Regions from separate parts of the Homo sapiens genome. Here region 2 is linked to region 1. A link is an interaction called in ENCODE POLR2A ChIA-PET data of the cell type or tissue named here. Cell type or tissue: Panc1. All regions are shown on one strand. Links, peaks and the distances in the headings refer to the core of each region. The heading gives the core; the rest is flanking DNA. Region 1 has its middle 12 kb from the start of TPM1. Region 2 has its middle 83 kb from the start of TPM1.

The links. ChIA-PET counts read pairs that join two places held together with the same protein. Peaks named below come from ENCODE experiments on the same cell type or tissue, not always from the same donor. Only the 100,000 strongest peaks of a DNase experiment are listed, where the experiment ranks them.
Region 2: POLR2A ChIA-PET joins it to region 1 with 11 read pairs; 8 of 35 experiments call an interaction of 5 or more read pairs at or near these places.

The regions. Positions count from the first base shown.
Region 1 is chr15:63,026,192-63,034,745 of GRCh38, reverse strand. No RefSeq gene overlaps it. Among named protein-coding and RNA genes, the nearest start is that of TPM1, 12 kb to the left of the region's middle. In Panc1, for the core only: no CTCF peak of the experiment used is centred there; no DNase peak of the experiment used is centred there.
Region 2 is chr15:62,955,913-62,964,466 of GRCh38, reverse strand. No RefSeq gene overlaps it. Among named protein-coding and RNA genes, the nearest start is that of TPM1, 83 kb to the left of the region's middle. RefSeq lists an enhancer at 2,697-3,197. In Panc1, for the core only: no CTCF peak of the experiment used is centred there; no DNase peak of the experiment used is centred there; H3K27ac peaks cover 5,134 bases.

The DNA of each region.
Region 1 (8,554 bases), core at 149-8,148:
CTTGGCATCACTGTCAGATGTACAATGCTGGGCTGCTAAATCCTAGGGCTGACCCAGTGTGGAAGTTCTTACGTGCCTCTGCTAATTTCTCTGGCAACTCTAAATTCTCCCAAACACTGTGGAAGGCCTGGTATGAAATCAAGAGTTTATTTTAAAAGGAAGGAAATCAGAACTTATATATTGAAATGGATTTTGTCACCATGATCAGTTTTGCTTTAGTTGGGCAAAAAATATAAGCAGTAAAATCAAACATATGGTAATATAACTTAGTTAAAAATGATATGTATTTTTTAAAATATTTTTTATTTTATTTATTTTTTGAGATGGAGTCTCATTCTATCTCCAGGCTGGAGTGCAGTGGTGCGATCTCAGCTCACTGCAACCTCCGCCTCCTGGGTTCAAGTGATTCTCCTGCCTCAGCCTCCCGAGTAGCTGGGACTACTGGCGTGCACCACCACGCCCAGCTGATTTTTGTATTTTTAGTAGAGATGGGGTTTCACCATGTTGGCCAGGTTGGTCTCGATCTTTTGACCTCATTATCTGCCTGCCTCGGCCTCCCAAAGTGCTGGGATTACAGGTGTGAGCCACTGCGCCCAGCCCGATATGTATTATATATATGCAATATATGTCATATATGCGTATGATTACACACACACACGCACAGACACACACACCCGATGTGGGAAGTTACTGTTAATTTGATAACTGAATTCACTTCCTTTGAAGAGGTAGGAGGGGTGCTAGGATCAGATATGGTCTTCAAAAAGGAGTATAGCTATATCTTTATGGTTTAATTTTTAAAGTAGAATATATTTGTGAATTATATAAAGTATTAATAATCTCCTATTTTCCCTTCGTTGTTATTTAAAAATATATTCTTGAGTGTATTACAGAAAATTTTGGAGGGTTTATAATTGCCTGAGTCTCTTAAAGGAAGAAGAATCCACTTTGGCGTGTACATAAGCCAAAGCCTCACAGCAAGTAAAAACTAATATAAAAATAAAGTAGTCAATTTCCTTTGGGACACCCAGCTGTTTTTCAGTGCCTACTATTTGTCAGGCATAAAACTTGGCACCAGAAATTTAAAAGTGAACAACCTGGAATTCTGGCCCTCTGTGGGATCCTTTATTTCTAGGTTATTGCCTGTGGCAAACCCAAATTTCAAACGACCTACTGGAACTGTTGTTAGTGGTCTTTTACAAGTCACCCAGTAAAATTAGTTTCATTGCTTTACCATCTTGTGTTTGGACCAAAAGCAACATGCCCCCAGCTTGATCTTTTATTAAGTTTGCCACACCTGGTTCCTGACGACTTACGGATGTTTCCAAAACTCCAACGTACCTTCAAAGGATAAAGAAGATTTGCTTCACCAGGCAAAGTCAAAAGAATGTGCTACGGGCTGGGCACAGTGGCTGATGCCTGTAATTCCAGCCCTTTGGGAGGCCGAGGCGGGTGAATCACGAGGTCAGGAGTTCGAGACCAGTCTGGCCAACATGACAAAACCCCATCTCTACTAAAAATATAAAATTAGCCAGGCATGGTGGTGCGTGCCTATAATCCCAGCTACTTGGGACGCTGAGGCAGGAGAATTGCCTGGACCCAGGAGGCGGAGGTTGCACTGAGCCGAGATCGTGCCACTGCACTCTAGTCCAGGCGACGTGAGACTCCATCTCAAAAAAACAAAAACAAAAAACAAAAAAAGAATGTGCTACAGAGTCTAAAGGAATAGCAGCTCCAAATGTGGAGCTAAAAAATGCTTTTGGAAACAAATCCAAATAAAAGAACAGACAGCAAAATGTTGACTGTCATTGTTTTGCATGATAGACTTGTTAGTAATTTCAGAAATTCTTTATTTTCCAATGTTTGAAAAATGAGCATGTTCTACTTTTATAATAATAATAATAATAAGTTAATAAGCTTGCCTAAAAGCTCCTTTAGCCATCCACAACAATGCTTTACATATAAATAAGAGGCCTCCCAAAGAGACAGTTTTGAAAGGAATAGTGCTTGTGACTCTGAATTACCTGTTAGGTTACATGCCAGATTCTACCTGTTCTGTCTTCACCATCACAGGTACTTGCGTACTTGTCCTAAAGCCTCTCCTAGAAGGCATGCTTCTCACCAGCACTCACCTTAGGACTTCCACTGAGTCATAACACAAGTAATCATAGCCGCAGACCCCCAATAGACGAGGCTTGGATGAGGCTAGGACTTAACTCTTCAGACAGGCAGCAGAGTCCACGTTCTTAACCAATAGACTGTGTCTCCCCTCCCGATGACTGATGGGAGTAGGCCCGCCACACATATTTACTGAGTGAACAATTGTTCCTAAGTGCGTTAAAAAAGTACAGTCACGATATCTTGTAGTTGTACATTGTTAACAGCAATAGGAAAGCCAGCAGCCAGGATCTTCTCAGCTTGAGAAGAGAGAAGGCAGGGGTCAGCGCGGCCTTACCTCTGCTCCCTCTCATCAGCCTTGAACTCTGAGTAAGGACGGTGAGCTCATGGCTGGAATGATGTACTTCTCATGTCCTTCTCCCTTCCGAGGTAGCTGGTTTGGCTTGTGACTTCTCGGTCTTCATTCAAATTTCTCCAAGGCACATGTGCTGATGGCTGTTCCCTGGGTTCCTGGGTTCCTCCATGACAGGGAGCCCAGGGTGGGTTTTCTCCTCGGTGTCATCATTTCTGGGCACCTGCTGAGCTGGTCGGCCTGAGCACCCTGGTATTGCCAGAGACAAACAGAAGCCCTGAGAGTGACAGCCCAGTCACTGAGCATGCCTGGCCTGGCACGAGGCCCCATCATACATGAGCCCTCCTGCCCAACCCAGTGACACAGTGGGGCCAGTTCAGAGGTTAACACAAGGATATAGATTGCCTTGTTTGGGAGTGAACATGCGTTCTTGGGCTTTGGAGTCACCCGGGCAAGGGTCTGATGAAGGCCCTTAATTGCATGCAGCCTCAGTTTCTCCTTCCGTAAACTTGAGATAAGAATATGTACCTCATCAAATTGTTAGGAGGGTTAAGTGTGCTAGCAGAACCGCCGTGTCTGCCGCTTCCTCTCCAAAATTCACATAGGCGAAAATGATCGGCAAATTGGCCGTCTCCTATTTACACCTTGAAACAAACAAACTCACTTGTCTTGCTGTTGGATGTGTTAGCCGTAGAAGCCATTGATGAATGAAATGGAACGTATTCTGTGTTATATTTCACACAGAGGCGCTGAGGTACCAATATCTGTGTCTGTATGTTTTTGGGGAGTTGGAAAGTGTTATTTTAAAAGCGTGGGTTTTGCAGTTAGACCAACCTAATTTACCCATTTATTACCAGGGTGACAGCCAAGTCACTACCTCTTTGAACCTTGATTTCTTCATCTGAAAAATGGGGATAATAATAGTACCCATTTCAGCAGGTGATTATCATGATTGAGCTATTTAATGAATGTAAAACACAGTGCCTACCATGTAGAAAAGTTAAATATTCTCTTCATAATGGTTATAAATTTATCAAAAGGTCCAAGGCATGTGTACACATGGACAAATATGTGTGTTTGTTTGTGGGTCTGTGTATAAAACATTAGCCCAAACACATTACTGTTAACGCATCATTTGGGATTGTCTTCTTGGCAACGAGTTCTTTTTCTACCCCCTGAATTCCTCTGAGCACACTGCTGCCCTTCTCTGACTTGGCTTTCTGATTCCTATTTTCTTCCAGGCCACTTTGGTTATTTATTTTAATCAGATATTGCTTGTATGAAAATGCTAGGGAGATGGAACCTTGAATTCCTGCCAGGACTGTATCAGGTGGGCTCTGGGTAAGTCAAGACCTGACTCCCGTTTGTTGTACCATTAAACTTTTTATTGACATATACCATATGTACAGAGATGTGCGTATGTCATACTCATATAGCTCACTGAATTTTCACAAGCCCAGCAGGCCCTTGTAACCAGCACCCAGAACAGGAATCAGAACGTTCCAGAAGCCCCTTGTGCCCCCTTCCACATATTATCCCCCCTACAGCTGACCACCATCCCGGCTAGTTTTTTCCTGCGTTTCAGCTTTATATAAACCTGGCCCCTGATTTTAAGGAGCTCAGAGGCTCTTTGTTTCTCCCTCAAATCTACACTGTGATTAGATCCCCACTTGTTTTTGATTATTAGTGAATGTCAATAAACTTGAATTTAGTAGCACCTATGTGTGCAAGGCACTCTGTTACTTCACTAAAGTGATGAGGCAAGAGAGGTTTGTGTCTTCAGTGAGTGTTTTTTTTTTTTTTTTGCGGTGTTCCTCATGCAGGGCTGCCTGCTTGAGCTGTTTCTCTTGGAATGAGGCATGCGTTTCCCATACTCCTCTCTCTTGTCTGGCTTCCAGTCTGTATTCCATCCATGAAAGTGAGTCTTCCTGGGTAAAGATCCCAATAGAAGCTGACCAGTGTCCAGTTTCCAATTCCAGAATTCCAGGAGAGAGAATTTGACTGGCCCAGCTTGGTCCGCTCTCAGTCACGTCAACTGTGGCTGGAGGGTGTAAGGACACGTGATGCTGAAAGGGTGTGGGACCCAGCCCTGAAAAGAAGAAGAGAAAGCGGGGAAGGGAGGGGCTTGGAAGTTTGCAGCAAAGATGTTGGTCTGAGCTGGTTCCTTCTAACTCTGATAGTTTATCATTTCCTTTTCTTCTCAGATGCAGATCCTTGACCCAATGTCTAACCTGATTTATTATTCACCTTCCCGCATCAACGTTGCAATTCAGTAACGTGGCTCATGGAGCACTAGGGCTGATGCTTCCCAAACTGCCTCTGTGGGGCATTTCTGGCTCCGATGCCGCAGCTGGCCACTCAGGAAGGCAGCTCTTCCATCTGGCTCTGAGGATTAGCTGTGGTTTTATAGACACACATGCTCTGCAGTCTCTACCTCTGAGGGAGGGGCATGTTCCCTCACAGCACAGACTTGGCCCCTAAAAACTGATTTCCTGGATGCAGGGACCACCAACTGTTTATGATGATGATTATTATTACAGAGCATTGGAATTCCTGCCCAGGTTCCAAAAGTCACCCCCATGAAAGAGTGTTTGCAGCAGCATCCTAAATCCTGTACAACATCGTGGTCAGAGTGAAAAATATAATGGGGTGTCTCCAGTCCAAGCTCTGCTATGACATGGACAGGGCCAGAGATGGAGGCGGGGGACTATGCTCACTTTGCCTTACATACACGACCTCATCGAATCCTCACGGCAAATCCAAGCGGGAGACATCACTACACGTGTTTTCATGGACGCGCCAACTGAGGCAGAGAGAGGTTAAGCATAACATGAGTAAAGCCCATTATTGTTTATGAAGTGCTTTCTCTTTGTTGTCTCATTTTATCCTCATGAAACCCCATTTTATAGATGACTTTCTTGTGGCTCAGTTTCCCAATTTTGCATGGGTCATAAGTGCCAGAGGTTGGACAGACTCAGAACTCTGACTCCTATCCCCTAAGACAAATCTGCAAATATGCTTCTGTAATAAGAAGCGGATAGAGATGAACACTTTTAGATGATCCACTTGTAATTTTATGGTGTTTCAGAGAAAGGCAAGCTCATATATGGATGGAGAAAATCAGGAAAGGATTGAAGGAGGAGGTGATATTTAGGCCTAGTTTTTGTAGTCTGAGCAGTAATTGGACAAGCATTACTTGAGAGAAGAGCACTCCAGGAGGAGGAAAGGACACGCTCCCAAGCCTGGGGAGGGGGTATGTTCAGGAAATAGTAGGAAGTCATTTGATCTACTGGGAAGACTGAAGGGCAGAGTGGGGGATGAGGCTGGAAAACCAGAGTGCCTCTCACATGGGCTGTGGCAATTGTCTCCTTGACAGGTTGGGGCAGAAGGGTTGAAGGGTCGACCACCCATGAATGGAGGTCTGTGACCTCAGAAGAATCCCCGGACTGAGTTTCCTCATGGGATTCTTGTTGCTCCCTTGTTGGCTGTTGGATAATTACCCACTGGGTGCCTATGATTAGGGACAGGGCAGAGATAGGGGCTGGAGCACACATTATTTACAAGTGCTAGGGAGATCCAGCAACTTTCTAAAAGAAGGAACAATAAAACTTTTATAGATCATTACAGAGTCAGATGTTCCAATAAGGTAGGGTTGGAGTATGTGTGTGTGTGTGTGTGTGTGTGTGTGTGTGTGTATACATGTGTGTTGTGAAGTTTGCGGGTCACAGAGGGTAGGGAGCAAGACAGCAGGGGGTAACAGCCGGGCATGACCCCCTCTGGCCCCAGGTTAGTTTCCCCCTCCAGAGGCAAGTCTTATGGGAGGATCATATATGCCTCAGTTTCCTCACCTACAAAATGGGAAATTGTAATACCTGTCACCCAGGATTGCTCCGAGAATCCAATGAGATGTGCCAATGTGTCTTGAGGTGTTACTTTCATTGTTATTTTGTACTATTATTAACTTTAGACCTTCCCATGGGTACTTACCTTCCCAACTAGAAAATAAAAGTCTTTAGGAGTAGTGGCCATGTCATCTATTTCTTTTAATCTTTGGTGGTGCCTAACAAGCACACAACAAATTGTTTCAACCATCAAAATAGACAAATTAGTAGTAAGGTACATTTGCCCATGGGATGAGCATGGCCACTGTTTTTGGGAGCCGTATTTTAGTTTCTGAAATGGTAATGAGCCAGATGTCAGATAGCTGAAAGAAACAAGGTGGGTTTCACCCAATCCATCAATACTTGTACAACAACCCTGCGCTGAGCTCTGTGAGGGTGGCAGAACTGGGGGTGGGATGGCTGCCTGAAAGCTTAAGGACCATGGCACCTGTGGAGTTGGCTTCTGTCCGTGGTTGAGCTTGGCATGCTGGTTGTGGACATATTTGTGGAGCAGCCTACCTTTGAATGGACCCCACAGCTTGGACCAGGGACTAACAGTGACCACAGTGGACCACAACTAGAGGTCTTGCCCCCATTTTCTCATGGGTCATAAAAGCCTTGAGGAGAGGGAAAGGAAGCCACAAAAATGGACCAACATGAGACATAACACTGAGCTTAGCTTGTGAGGAATTGAAACCCAGCTGATTTAATTCAGAAGCATTTCCAATAGAGACAATTCTCATAGCTCCAGTGAGGTGCAAAGATTCATGCCAGTTCTGCTCACAATGGTGAACATTATGTAGATAAATTGTTATCGAAAAATTGTCCCAGGACCTGAACACTGGGGTGATGAGGGTGTTCTGAGAGGCCAGAAGCTGACGTGGAAGAGCTCAGGACCAATCTGCATAATTTTTGGGTGATGTATGTCCTTTTTTTTTTTTTTGGAGAATTTACTTTTGGGATGAATGCTTGGAAAATTAGGGTCTTTGATATATTTGAAAAAACTAGGAGATGCTACAAAATCACAGGTAGTCTCTGAAAGTAATAGGATGGAGTTTGGATTTGAACCTGTCATCTCACATTGTGTTATACTTTTGTAGTTAGAAAGTACCTGCTTTTGGAGAAGGCAAAGGTATTTATGGAAAGTGAGGGCCTTATCTTGGTTACTCTGTATTTGATTTCCATCTTATTGTCCCCAGAACTCCTGTGTTGACTAAGTCCTCCTTTTGTCAATAAAGTTTCCTGCCTTGACTCCACATTGGAGTCTCACAGTCTAGTGTCATCACTGTCATTGTTATCACCTGTTTTGGAGATAGTATTTATTATCTCAGAAACCCAGAGACTACAAAAAGGAAAACTGTGAAGGTGTAGTTAAGGAGAGGCTGCTTCTCCTGAGATTTCAATATGAAGGACTGTGTTGCAGCCCCATCATCCCAAATCAAAGTGAATTCCAGACTTTAGAGCTGTACACCTTTAAGGCAAGTTTGTGGGGAGCTCCACAGCTGAGAGGGGTGCCCAGCTAGGAGGGTCCAGGTGCCAGGTGAGGGGGAATCAGTGTTACCTGTGGCAGCAGATGAAGGATGCCTTTCCAGATTGAGGATAGTCTCGTATAACTAAAAACTGGTATTTGTTGCCTGACAATCTTCATTTGGCTGGAAGAACTCCCATAGTACCAATCATAGAGTTGGTGTTCTATAAACACTTACTTGTTGGCTCTTGGATTCATGACTTTAGAACTGAGGAGCACAGCTATGGGGCTTGCAGCTGCAATTCTGCAGATGCTCCTTGAGTCAACCTGGGCCTCTGCAGCCTTGCTGCACCCTCAGCTCCACCTGGGCCTGAGCTCCAGGGATGGGCTTCTGACTTGCTTACCATTTCTACATTGACCTCCTAATCCTCCAATACTGGTCTCCTCTATCTTGTCCCCCACGCCCATCTTGGTCTGAAGTCTTGCTGTTGGGCCTCAGTACCCAAGTACTGTCTTTCCATGATAACCATTCTCCCTCCAATCCAGACTGTCCATCAGACCTGGATCTGCACGAATGCAGTGCTCTGACTGACCACCAGGATCCTGCCCCTCAGGCCATCGTGAGGGTCTTGTCTATCTGGATTCCTAGGATCACCTGTTCCTGAGACCATCCTCACCCACCCCTGGCCCTACCTGGGTGGATCTCTCTATGCCTTAGCCAACTTTTGTGTGACC
Region 2 (8,554 bases), core at 472-8,471, 71 kb after region 1:
AGGATGACACAGAGGGGCTGGGCATGGCAGCTCACGCCTATAATCCTATTGCTTTGGGAGGCCAAGGCAGGAAGATCGCCAGCAGTCTGGGGGTTACTCAAGGTAGCTCAACTGAGTGGCACTCACCTTCTGTTCCACAAACCCTTGGGCAGCCCTGAGACTCAGAGGGTTGAGAGGTCAAAACTATTTTCATAACAATACCGTGCTGCATGGACACTTGCACTCCAATGGTGCAAAAGCAAAAAAGGGGAGTATAAAACGGCTGGTGCCTTAGCATGAATCAAAGACAGCCCTCAAAGGTACTAGCGGTCTTGTTCTTCTCCGCTGCTATGCACTCACAAGATAAAAAAAAAAAAAAAAGGCAATGGGTTAAGAATGTCTTTGATGAAATGCTAAAATAATTGTGTGGAATCTCAGTCCTGGAGCAGGAGTCTTGCTACCACCATGTGACGGAAGGGACCAATGCAGAAAGCATCGTGGCGAGCTGCAGTGGTGCTCTGGAGCAAAAGCACGTGTGTGATTGTTCAAGGTGTGAAAACTGAACTAGCCGCTTCTCTTTGAAACACCACTTTTAATCAAAAGAATGACTGACATTCAAACTCTGTTCTCTAGACCTGTATTTGGCAGACAATTTCCTGAATATGGGTGAACTAGATGTCTACTATCGGCCAAAATGGAACAACAGTAACCGAATTACCCTCTCCCACCTTAAAGAACTAAGAAAAAAAAAACAGGTAAAATATTAAAAATAACAGGCTCAGGACAGCGAACCATGAGAAGGGACACAAACGAGGCATCCCAGCTTGCTGTCTGGAGGGAGTGTGCAGGCCACAGTGCAGTGGGGGAATCCAAACAGAGCTGGGGGCTCCCTGAATTGAGAAAATGGCATTGAGAATTCAGGGAGGTCAAGGTGGCTAGAATTCACAGGGCAGAGCACTAGAGGGGAAAGAGCTGCCCAGAGAAAGAGAAAGATTGCTCCAGAGATCTGCAGAGGAGAGCTCTAAGCACTGAGCTGAGCCCTGAGCTAGGCCTAAGGCCTGTGCAGAAATCACTGTTCCTCATAATGGATGTCAGGCAGCAGTGACCATAGGTAGATGAGGTTTGGCGGGACTCTTAGGGCCCCATGACTCCATGGGTTTTTGTCTTTTATCCCCAAACCTGTCACCCTTCAGAGCCCAGATTAACTGACTGGGCCGTGGCTCAGGAAAGGGAAGGTAGAGGGGAGAGAGCTTGTGGGTTAGGAGTTCTCTTTGCTGGTGCCTTTCGCTCTAAAGCAGTGCCATTGGCAGAAGCGTCCTGAGAGTCATGCTGGGCTGCCCTCACCTGGAGCCTGAGGATGGAGTAATGACACATACACTGTACAGTGTCTTACTTTAAGTCCTGGAAGTGGCCTAGATACGTCCTTCGATGTCATGGGTTTTTGTAAAATTTATGGTATAATTATTATTTTTTAAAGTTTTTTCTTCAAAGGGGCCCCCAAATTAATCAGGTTCGGGGTTCACGAAAATTGGATCCTCCTCTGGTAAGGAGGTTTCCCACACCTAGATTCCTGGTGTTATACAAGAAGCCCCACTAAAAAACCAGCCGTTTTTCCTTCCTTCATTCATCCATGTAACACAGGTGCTCCGAGGGCTCACCACGTGCCGGCCCCGGCCAGCTCTGGAACACTGGGGTGAACACCACACGACAGCTGCAGCCCCTGCCTTTGTGCTCTTCAGTCTGATGGGGACCAAGGGAGGGGAGGAGTCACCCGAAGCAATTTAACTGAAAGGGGGGTAGGTGCGTTGAGGGAGGGGATGGGTGCTGTAAGCAAGGACAAGTCGGGGCCCCAACTCCTGGAGAAGGGGCATTGAGTGCAACTGTGAACAGGAGCAGGGGCTGGCCAGGCAGAGGGCAGAGGGCGGCTGCCAGGAGGGCTGACTTCCAGGCAGAAGGGGAAGGCAGCTGTGTGCAGGGCTGGGACTCAACTGCCGTGGCACGGTTTCAGCCCAAATCATAGGCTCTTTTTATGATTCTTTGTAATTCTGCTCACATCAAAGTCAAAATTGCCTGCATCTGGACAGCCACTCTCTCCAGGCCAATTACAGACACCGTTTCTGGAGTGTCTCCTGGTAGCTCACCACTTCCTCCCTGCAACACCAGTCCTGTGGGCTCGGCCAGAGCTAGTCCTGGTAGGAAAGCCAGAGCAGTGAGGGACCGGGGTGTGGGGTGAAGGATGGACAGCTACAGAGGTCACCGGCAGGACCACACCCCCAAAAGGGCATCAGGAATCTGACCTTGCCAGGGAATGTTGGCGCCCAGAGTAAATTGCTCCTTAGCCTCTGCTAAGATGTCTGATAGGTGTGAGTGTACTCCCCACACCAGGTCAGAACTGACAGCAAAGCCATTTTCTAGGAGGAGGCAGCTGCCCACAAAACCTCCAGCAGCTTCCAGGGCCTGAAATGCCCACTGTGAGAGTTACCCCTTAAACAGACATGCCCTGTGCTGTTCAGTTAGGCTAAAGCATGGCTCTCTGGGGTCAGTGGATGGAAGGATGGAGGTGGGAGGAGGTGGTGAGATCCTGGACTTAGTGAACACCTGCCCGTCTTGTGCCAGGCATCGTGCCACTGGGCGTTTGCAGGTACATCATCAATTCAATCCTCCCGTGCGCCTTGGCGGTAGATAATCTTGTCTCAGATAAATCGAGGCCTCTGGGTTTGCACTGTAGCTTTCATTCACAAGGTGTTGCATTCAGAAGTAACAGCAGAGCTACATCCAAACATAATTGAAAAGCAATTTGAATAGTTTGTTGTCTTTTGAAAAACATCTAAGGGGATTATATATATCCATCAAGCATAGCAAAATGTTTAGAATTCTGTGCCACCATGTAGCTGCTCCCACTCCCCAACATCCGAGTAGGGCAGCTGCTCCAAGATCTGCCATTGCCCCCTCTCAAAATCCCCCCACACTCTCTGGGAACGTCTCTCCCTTCTCCCCTTTCCCTTTGTGGATAGCTCTTTGCTCTTTCCAGTGGCGATCTAGCTGGCCTTCCCCGTTCTGCTCAATCCTGCAAGCACAGTCCCCAACCTAGGAGGGCCCAGAACTTCTTGCCAGAGGTCTCTGACCCCAGAGCTACGTGTTTGTTTTGTGAAGCCTTTGACGTCTGTGGGGAGGGAAGAGGAGGAGAAGGCCAGTGTCTTGTAAAACCGGAGGCATCACGAGGCTGGCCCGTCCAGCACCCGCTGGGCTCTGGCCCTTGTGCCCACTTCAGACCTGCAGGCTGAGCAGCTGAGGGAAGGGAAGGGAAGGGAGAGAACCCTCCACCTGGGGAGGGGAGGCCCCAAGCCAAAGGGGTAGCCTTCCAGGTGTGCATCAAGGTGTGCAGACCGGCTGCAGTCTGCAGGAGACAAATGTCCCCACCTCTGTGAGGCTCTACTGAGAGACTCAAGGGCATCAGCCAAGATAAAAAACGACTCCTTGGGCAGAAAATTCAAGCCATTGATTCTTTCTCCACTGGGAATGAGAAGAAACAACCACGACCTTCCGTAGCCTACAGACAGCAGGAGAGAGGCAGCTGCCATTTGGTGTGGACTGTCTTCCTTCCTTCTGCCCTTGTCCTGTTTCCCCTCCCTCTTCCCCTCCCTCTTCCCCTCAATCTGAGAAACCCCTTGGTATCAGTGGCTCTGGTTCCATTCTTCCCTCCTTCCGTTCTTTCTTTCCTTCCACTTTCTTTTTTTTTTTTTTTTGAGACAGAGTCTTGCTCTGTTGTCCAGGCTGGAGTGCAGTGGCATGATCTTGGCTCACTGCAAACTCCATCTCCCAGGTTCAAGCAATTCTCTGCCTCAGCCTCCCGAGTAGCTGGGGTTACAGGTATGCACCACGATGCCTGGCTAATTTTTTGTATTTTTAGTAGAAACAGGGTTTCTCCATGTTGGCCAGGCTGGTCTCAAACTCCTGACTTCAGGTGATCCTCCCACCTCGGCCTCCCAAGGTGCTGGGATTACAGGCATGAGCCACGACGCCTGGCCCCTTCCTTCCACTTTCTTTCACTCTTATCACCAAAAGGACTGGGCTTTAAAAAAACTCCTCAATCTCATTGTCAGTGTCCGCACATAAGACTCACCTGGGGAACTTTTATAAAAAGGATCTCCCCTCTTTCCAGACCAATTAAATCAGAAACTCTGGGTAGGGCTGGGGCATCAGCATTTTTAAAAAAGCTCCCTCCAGGAGATTCTAAGAGGAAACCAAGATTGAGAACCCAGAGACCCAGGGACTGTTGGAACTGGAAGGCACCTTAGGGCTCGCCAGGAGCCCAGGAGCCCAGGCCTACCAAGCTGGGACTATGCCCGTGCACTGGGTTTGGTGCCTGGCTCAGCAATGGAGGCCTCTGTGGCCTGAGCAGGAGCTGTAGGGCCTCTGAAGGTCAATCTAATGTGGCAGCTTTACCTCCCCCATCCCCCTCTCCCCACAGTATCCCATCTCTTCCTGAAGGCCTGAGGCACCCTCTGAGAAGTGAGCAGAGAGGCCGGAGGGTCTGGGCTCTGCTTGGCCACCACATCTCCAGCTTTTACAACGAGCAGTACTACTGCTGTAAGTTCCCAAACCTGGGGCATTTTTGGCAAGTTATTAATCCCTATTAAGCAAGCCATTAATCTCAATTAACTTGATTGCTTAATTAGGCAGGGCAAACAAAGAAGGAAGTCCATAGAAATTGCTCATGGGGCACCAACAGGCTGTGTGGTCTTTGAGAACCAACAGGAGTCAGGGGCCTGAGTTCTGTTAGCCCTTTTGCCAAGACCTGTGTCTTGGCATTTCACATCACTAAACCAGGGGTTGATGAATGGGCTGTTCCAGTTAAAGGGCTATGTAGATAAGCAATTTTCAAAGACTTGGAAAAAAAATAGATTCAAACTTAAAACCATACTAAACAGTCTATAATTTCTCTTTGCTACCAATTGCATTTCAGATGTGTGCCCTGTCATTAGTATTGCACTGTGAAGGTTGATTGGAATCACATAGGACTGTAAATGGTAATAACAGGCATTCAATAAAAAGTTACTAAATAAAATAAAAATATTTCTAAGATTCTGAGCTGGGCTATCAGTGAATTTACTTTGATTGGTTTATATTAATACATGTTGGCCAGGCACGGTGGCTCATGCCTGTAATCCTAGCACTTTGGGAGTCCAAGGTAGGTGGATCACTTGAGCCCAGGAGTTCAAGACCAGCCTGGGCAGCATGGGAAAACCCTGTCTCTACAAAAAAATGCAAAAATTAGCCAGGCATGGTAGCACACGCCTACTCAGGAGGCTGAGGTGGGAGGATCACTTGAGCCAGGAAGGTCAAGGCTGCAGTGAGCTGCGATTGCGCTGCTGCACTCAGCCTGGGCCACAGACTGAGACCCCATCTCAACAACAACAAAAAGAATGTATGTTAATTGTAGCAAATTTGAAAGTTGTGGAAAAAGACAAGAAAGTCAAGCTGAGATCACCGTTGTAAAGTTTTGTGTTGGTGTTTCTAATTCTGTTTTTTCATGTACATATGCATAGCTTTCAAAGTTAAAATCTCTGCTATGCAAAAGTGGGGCTGGGCAGATGGCCTGCAAGAGTTTTAGGCCCTCATGCTAGATTCTGCTGGGGGCCTGCTTGGATCCTCTTTACCGCGGGGGCACCTGCCCCCAGCTGCTGTGAGTGTTGCATACTGTTGGCTCATGCTTGTTTACTTCTCTGGAGGCTTGCCCTTTACCAAGTGGGAGCTGCCAACCCTGAAAATGCCTGGAGGTTATCCAGGGATGGCAATGTCCTTCTCCCAGGGGCAGCTCACAGCTAATGACTGCCTGATGCTGGAAGCAAAAACCTAGCTCCTTTGCCTCAGCTGACACTGGAACAGCTTTGTGGTGTCACTTATGTCCCAGAGCAACCTGTGGATCAGGCTGAGGTTAGATTTTAGCTGAAGCCAGCTCTTTGCTTAGCTTCCTTTCTACCTCATTCTACTTCCTCGACTATCTTACTGGTTTCTCTGGGGCCCCGTCTATAGGAATCGCCGGCTTAGCTCTACTTCTGGAGCACCTGACCTCTGGCAGCTCCTTTCAGCTCTAGCCCTTAGGACCAAAGCGTGAGACTTGCTCCTCAAAGCAGCCTCAGCATCACCTGGGGTCTTGTTAGAAGTGCAGAATGTCAGGCCTCAAGCCAGACCTACTGTCTGCGTCTGCATTTTAACAAGATCCCAGGGAGATTCTTATGCACATTAAAGATTGAGAGGACTATCCTAGATATCAGTGTTGTAGGAGAGAGTGAGGTAGGGCAGGAGTGGAAGGTGGTTCTTCTTTGGCCTAATTTCCACTGGAGCCCAGGGGGGTGAATGAAGAGGGAAGACAATGTGAGGAAATCTAAGGATTTATGCTGCGTCCCTGAAGGCAGGGTGAAGAACACCTTTGCAGTGGAAACACGTGAGGGGCTGACAAAAATGGAGGATTCATTCTAGGCAAGAAGGGGTGGTTCCTGGATAGGGAGGGTTGGGTGTGTCATCTGCAGGTTCTAATTCCTTACCTTCCACTAATTCAGGGGCAGGTGAGCTGCGGTGAGCTTCTTAGTTCTCTGGGTTTTCTGTCCTTCCGTATGTAACATATAGGATTTGGACAAGTTGATTTCAATGATGCCCTACAGATTACACCCTGTATAGGTCTAAGAAGAAAACAACAACAACAAAAACGGCTCCTATAGCTACAGTCACAAATCTTAGGCAAAGATGACAGACACATCAATTGACAGAGGCAGTTGCTGGGATGTAGAACCCACAGCCCAAACTTAGGACCTGTGCATCAATTCTATTTCATTGCATCAAAACTTTTTTTAAAAAAAAGAAAGAAAAAAAGGAAGGAAGGAAGGAAGGAGGGAGGGAGGGAGGAAGGGGTTGAAATCACAGAGTGGGTGCTCTCTGAGAGGTACATGCAGGGACCAAGGGAAACAACGGAGTGAGCAGCAATTCTCCCAGCTTGTGGGACCGCATGATATAGACAGAATGGGCCTGACATTGAAGAGTGCTCACTGTCACGTCGCATTGCTTCCTGCACAGCAATGTGCCTCCCAGAGCTTGCACAGAGTTTGGAGGTCAGTTTCATACCCTGGAACTACATCTGCCTGGTCAAATTCCAGATGCTAAATGAAGAGGGTTGTTTCTGGACAAACTTGGGCTGGCAAGGCTGTCACGCTTCTTAGTCACCTTCCTTCCTTTGGAATTTCCCCTCCTGGCCTCAGATGCCCAGAGCTGCTTAGAAAACCCTCACGGTGGTGCCTGATCAAGGCTGACCCCCTATAGACAGTGGCTTATGTTCCAGAACTTTCCCAACCTTTTTCCTTCCATCAAACTCTTAGGTCAGTTTCCTCTCCTGTGCCATCTAATCCAGGAGCCAGTAGTTATATGTGGCTGTTTACGTTTTAAATGTCAGTTAATTAAAATTAGGCAAAAATTCAGTTTCCCAGTCACACAAGCCACATTTCAAGGCTCAATAGCTGTATGTGGTAGTGGCCACCGTATTGGACCATATAAAGAACAGTTCCATCATCACAGAGAGTTCTATTGGACCACGCTCATCTATATCACTCCTGTGCCTTATTCACCTGGCAGTACATCTGGCCAGTATATGGCATGCAGGAGGGGGAATATTCAGAATGCCTCCATGTTCTGCCTGCATGTGTCCACTCCTCTGGCAAGCCCTCCTTTCACTCTTCCTTCAGATCCTGCCTGCTGTTATCTGAACATTCTGCCTCTGGAGAGCTCCGTGTCCCTCCCCTCCTGGTCTCTAATCACCACAGATAACTGAGCTGTCTACCTTCCATCACTGTGCTGAAATCCCCAATGTGGCCTCAGGCTTGCCGGCAGAGCAGCTTCATGGTCATTGATCATATTAACTAAAATATTAGGTTGGTGCAAAAGCAATTTTTTAAAACATCAAATGGAAGGTGAGGATTTAAAACAATCGGGGGCATGAAGTCCCCCAAACCATCTTCTGCTTGCCCTTCTTACATCCCAAGTATGGCAAGGAGGCCTCACAGTCTTGAAGTTGAGAGCCAGCTAAGTGCATGAGATAAGGTTCCAGTTGACCTGCGTTTTACCCAGCCAATGGCATGCCTCTTTTAGGCCCAGCCTAATTCCCTGGAAGAACAATAGTTGTAATTTTTTTTTTTTTTTTTTTTTTCAGACAGTCTTACTCTGTCGCCCAGGCTGGAGTAGAGTGGCGCCATCTCGGCTCACTGCAACCTATGCCTCCCAGGTTCAAGCAATTCTCCTGCCTCAGCCTCCTGAGTAGCTGGGATTACAGGCACGTGTCACCATGCCCAGCTAATTTTTATATTTTTGGTAGAGATGGGGTTTTGCCATGTTGGCCAGGCTGGTCTCAACTCCTGACCTCAAGTGATACACCCACTTCGGCCTCCCAAAGTGCTGGGATTACAGGCGTGAGCCACCACACCCGGCTAGTTGTCGCTATTGAACATCACATATGGGACAGGTGCACACATCATCTCATTAAAGATAATTGAAATATTTCATTTAGTTGGGTATTGGGATGGTTTCT